Regions from separate parts of the Homo sapiens genome. Here region 1 is linked to region 2. The links are chromatin loops, found by intact Hi-C in ENCODE. Cell type or tissue: MCF 10A. All regions are shown on one strand. Each heading gives the region's core, and the rest is flanking DNA. Links, peaks and the distances in the headings are about the cores only. Region 1 overlaps HPSE2 (heparanase 2 (inactive)). Region 2 has its middle 11 kb from the start of HPSE2.

Region 1 (2,821 bases), core at 212-2,711, 500 kb before region 2:
AGATATAATAACTTTTATCCAGAAGTTTCCTTGAGATTTGAGAATTATTATTCTAGGTTACTCAAAAAATAATTTGAGTATTATAAGATCAACAGAGGTCCATTTTTAAGTCCTCTATTATTCATGTCATGAAAGTTATATTATCATAAAAAATACTCAATATTCAATTAAATAACATTTTATTCATCCATAGTTTCAATGACATCTATTAAGCATGCAATAAAATTACTTATTTTCATAATTTTTGGTTTCATTTATATACTAAAATCCATATCAAATGTTTGCATCAAAATTTAATATGAATGACTGATATTCCTTTTGGATAGATTGATTCCATTTAAGTCATCTTTTTCTAAAACTATTTCCATATAATGAGTATTTTACTGTGTATGTTTCACATGTATTAGAAACACAAACACACATCAAACACAAAAGCATATCAAACCTTTGATTTCATGGATTTGATGGTTTAAGGCAAGGCAAAATGTATTTACAAAAAATGTGTCAACATAAAGAGCAGTATGGGAGAAACAGTATGGATAGTTTGTTCACATAGCAAAAATTGGGAACTAGAATGCTAAAAGTTTGGGAAATACTTCTTTAAGAATAAGTTTAAGTCCTGCCTCTTCCATGACGCCATTCCTGAACACACCAACCTCCCGAAAGTGATTTCGACTTTCTCTAAACTCAAGAGCTATACCATTTTTTGGCATCTCACTGCTCTGTGACATATTATCTGTGACATAATATTATCTTGGGATTTACTTCTTGATTTATTCACTTCTCCAGAGTGAACAACTTGTTTTCCCAGTTAAACTGTGAAGTTTCTTAAGTTTGGTACCGTATCTTATATCCTTCATAGCATCTAACACACAGCAATTTTCTGCCTTAATATCATGCCGAAGAGTTCTCAAGGCCCAAATCCTTTGTGTTGCATAAAAGTGGCCTATAAGAAGTAGAAAGAGGCAAAAGAGAGATCTGTCTAAAATAATTATTGCTAGGCTGGGCGCAATGGCTCACACCTGTAATCCCAGCACTTTGGGAGGCTGAGGTGGGTGAATCATCTGAAGTCAGGAGTTCGAGACCAGCCTAACCAACATAGTGAAACTGGTCTCTACCAAAAATACAAAAAAATTAGCTGGGTGTGGTGGCACATGCCTGTAATCCCAGCTACTCTACTTAGGAGGCTGAGGCAGGAGAATCGCTTGAACCTGGGAGGTGGAGATTGCAGTGAGCCAAGATCACACCATTGCACTCCAGCCTGGGTGACAAGAGTGAAAATCCGTCTCAAAAAATAATAATTATTGCTAATCTAAGACATATGTTCTACAGTTTATTAGAAAAGTACATATATTTGAATATAGAGAATTTAGTAGATATTCAACACATGTAATCTCCCTTAGAAAATTTGCTCAGGTTCCATCAAAACAAATAGATACTTAAAGATTACTTTCTACTCCCTCCACCAGAGGGGGCCAATGCCTCTATGTCTTATAGTCAGGGTGCATTGACATTTCACAGGCATATAATTCTAAGAAGCACTGGATAGTGGGCAGTTGAAGATGAGGAGCTGGGACTTGAGAAAGATGTAAAAGTATACAGGCTTGGGTGTCACTCAGTGCTGACAGTTGATGCTGTGAAAGTTCTTGAGATTTCTGAAGGGCAAAATGTAGAAAGATGGCTGAAGAGAAAACCTTAAGAAATGTCCACATATAAGGGTCATGGAGAACAACAACAACAACAAAAAGAGAAGAAGAAGAACCCAGATATGCAGTCTTAAGGAACCCAAAATAAGAGAGTTGCAAGGAGGTGCTGTTCCATAACAGTAGGTGTTCATGACAAACTGAGGAGGAAAAGGACTGAGAAAAAAAAAACCATTAGATTAATCAAACAGTGAGGTTAGAAATTAGATTTAGGTTGTGATGAGACCTTAAAGAATGAGTAGATGAACAAGGAATAGATTCTGATACATTCAGCTTACTTATTGAAGTTCTGTGGCAATAAAAAGAAGAAAAGAAACAAAATAGTAATGAGAGAAGAACCAGATTGTTTTTTTTAAATGCAAGATCCAAGGTAAGCTACTTCTTTAATAAAGTTAATCTCAGTTTTCTATTAGGAAAATGTAGATAAGGGTCAATGAATTCACACTAAGATATGAATGACAGATTATTTCTCTTAGTTTCCCTAGTACTTGACACTTTAAAAACCAAACAGACAAGCAATCCAACAAACAAAAAATTGGACATTCATTAACTTATTAAATTACTCAACAAATATTTATTAAGCAGTTACTACGTGACAGGCACTATTATACACCATATATATCTGTAAATATACACATATGCATGCATATATATCTATATATACAGATATACATGCGTGTATATCTGTACATATACATGCATATATATATCTGTTCTGTATATATACATATATGCATGCATATATACATATATACATGCATGTATATATACAGATATATATATGCATATATACATACATACAAGAAGATAGATATACATATATAAAAGAAGATTATATAGTATATAATAGTGCCAGCTTTATGATGGTGCAAAAGCAATACACACTCAGTAGAAATCGTACTTCAAATACACAACCATTTTGTTTTTCACTTTCAGTATAGTATTCAATAAATTACTTGAAATATTCAATACTTTATTATAAGATAGGCTTTCAGTTAGATGATTTTGCCCAACAGTAGGCTGATGTAAGTGTTCTGAGTGCATTTAAGGTAGGCCCGGCTAAGCTATGATGTTCAGTAGGTTAGGTGTATTAAATGCATTTTTGACTTACCATAGTT
Region 2 (2,821 bases), core at 57-2,556:
ACTCCAGTAGTAAAATTTGCAAAAAGGCCATTAAAACATTTGAATGAAGATGGTCAGTAAAGCGCTGAGTTTAATAGTGAGGAATTGGAGACACCTAGATGTCCATCATAAAGGAAATAGATAGGTAAAATGAGGACAACTGTTAGAAGCAATGAACTAAATGTACACACATACATATGTACATAAAATAGGTTTTAAATACAATGATAGGTGAGAAACACGCAAAACCAGAATGATACCTATAGCAAAATGTTAGTGCAAATTAAACACATATGTTAAACAATATATTTTACAAGGATACAAAAACATCAAAGGACATACATCAAATGCATTAGAGTTGATGCCTATAAGATAGTTGTTGAAAGAAAAAGAAAATAAAACAAAAAGACTTTTCATGGACCAATGTTCGTAAACAGTCTCTTACATTCAAGGCAATACTTAACCAATTATGGGGGGGAAAATACAAGAAATATTTATTGAGGTCTGACAATGGACCGGGTATTGTGTCCTCCTGCCACCTTGAGATCCAAAGAGGAATAAGAATATCCTTGCCCTTGGAAACCTCACAGTGTACCTGGAAGAATGAACAGGCTAACAAATCCATTTGATAAGTGCTATAATAAAAATGTGGTGAAAGGTGCTGTGGAGCACAATAAGGGATTATGACTTAAAATCAATTTGTGGCCGTGCGTGATGGCTCATGCCCGTAATCCCAGCACTTTGGGAGGCCAAGGCAAGCGGGTCACCTGAGGTCAGGAGATCGAGACCATCCTGGCCAACATGGTGAAACCCCGTCTCTACTAAAATACAAAAAATTAGCCAGGTGTGGTGGAGCGTACCTTTAGTCCCAACTACTCAGGAGGCTGAGGCAGGGGGATTGCTCAAACCAGGGAGGCAGAGGTTGCAGTGAGCCGAGATCACACCACTGCACTCCAGCCTGGCAACAGAGCAAGACTCCATCTCAAAAAAAAAAAAATCAATTTGTATATATAGAAGCCTATTACTTGATACATATGTAATTTTGCATCACAATAATTACTAAAATATTTCATACTGTTTTTCTTTTTATGTGTCCAGTTTTGCCTAGCTTCTACTTTAGTAATAGCTAAGGGTTGCCTGCTGTAGAAATGCTAGAGTGCCATCTGCTGGTGGAAATGTTTGAAATTCCCCCAACTACCTCACAATCTGTTCTCAAAAACAAAAATAATCATACCCATAATCGTATATTTGGGCTTGAAGAAATCTTAGAAATCATATAGTTCAGGACCCTAGTTTTAGAGAGTAGGAAGTATCTTTCTTACAAGATTTCATGTCATTTAAGAAAATCAAGAACACACAAGCATACACACATACCCTTCCATCGCCACTGTAAATGTCACAGAATGCTATACAGTTAAGACTCACAAAGATAAACTATCTTAATTTCCCCAATTAGATAAACATATAATCTCCTTTAAAGACTTCCATAAGACATTTTTAAACCTTTTGGTAAAGATCACTTCCCAGGAAAACAATCTTAGTAAGGCAGTTTACTGCAACATGAAAAGAATTAGTTCTGCTGTCAAACCTAAGTTCATTCCAGCTTTACTATGTATTTTTAAAAGTAAGGAAGTTCTGAACATGGAAATGAAAACATGATACCCGCTACCGCAAAAACACACTTAAGTATATAACCCATAGATCCTATAAAGCAACCACACAATAGAAACTACAAAGCAACTAGCTAACAATGTCATGATAGGATCAACACCTCACATATCAATATTAACCTTGAATATAAATGGTCTAAATGCCCCACTTAAAAGACACAGAGTGGTGATTTGATTTTTTTAAAAAATGAGACCAATCCATCTGCTTTCTTCAAGACACACATCTCACACATAATGACACCCATAGGCTTAAAGTAAAGAGTTGGTGATATGGTTTGGATTTGTGTCCCCACCCAAATCTCATGTGGAATTCTAATCCCCAATGTTGGAGGAAGAGCCTGGTGAGAGGTGATTGGACCATGGGGGTGGATTTCCCCTTTTCTGTTCTCATGACACTCAGTGAGTTCTCATGAGATTGGGTTGTTTAAGTGTGTAGCACCTACCCCTTCTCTCTCTATCCCAGGCTCCAGCCATGTAAGACATGCCTACTTCCACTTCTGCCATGATTGTAAGTTTCCTAAGGTTTCTCAGCCATACTTACTGTACAGCCTGTAGAACCATGAGCCAACTAAACCTCTTTTATTTATAAATTACCCAGTTTGGGGTATTTCTTTATAGCAGTGTGAAAATGACTAATACAGAAAATTGGTACCAGGAGCAGGGTACTGCTATAAAGATATCTGAAAATGTGGAAGTGACTTTGGAACTGGATAATGGGCAGAGGTTGGAACAGTTTGAAGGGCTCAGAAGCAGACAGGAAGATGAGGGAAAGTTTGAAACCTCCTAGAGCCTTGTTAAAATGTTGTGACCAAAATGCTGATAGTGATATGGACAATGAAGTCCAGGCTGAGATGGTCTCAGATGGAGAGGAGGAACTTATTGGGAACTAGAGAAAAGGCCACTTTTCTATGCTTTAGCAAAGAGGTTGGAGGCATTGGGCAACTGCCCTAGGGATCTGTGGAACTTTAAACTTGAAAGTGATGATTTAGGGTATCCAGTGGAAGAAGTTTCTAAGCAGCAAAGCATTCAAGATGTAGCCTGGCTGTTTCTAGTAGCCTATGCACACTCATGAGCAAAAAAATGATGTAAAACTGGAACTTATATTTAAAAGGGAGGTGTAAAAGTTTGGAAATTTTGCAGCCTGGCCATGTGGTACAAAAGAAAAACCATTT

The links. A loop is a pair of places that touch in the nucleus more often than their neighbours do. Peaks named below come from ENCODE experiments on the same cell type or tissue, not always from the same donor. Only the 100,000 strongest peaks of a DNase experiment are listed, where the experiment ranks them.
Region 1: a loop joins it to region 2, with 19 times the contacts of the local background. A loop is called at or near these places in 13 of 110 quality-filtered maps.

What each region holds. Positions count from the first base shown.
Region 1 is chr10:98,747,017-98,749,837 of GRCh38, forward strand. The region is part of intron 3 of HPSE2 (heparanase 2 (inactive)); the gene reads right to left. Among named protein-coding and RNA genes, the nearest start is that of MIR6507, 180 kb to the right of the region's middle. In MCF 10A, for the core only: a CTCF peak has its summit at 1,495 (motif pointing right); a DNase peak (open chromatin) is centred at 1,475.
Region 2 is chr10:99,245,783-99,248,603 of GRCh38, forward strand. It overlaps a transcript of HPSE2 not described here. Among named protein-coding and RNA genes, the nearest start is that of HPSE2, 11 kb to the left of the region's middle. In MCF 10A, for the core only: a CTCF peak has its summit at 1,164 (motif pointing left); no DNase peak of the experiment used is centred there.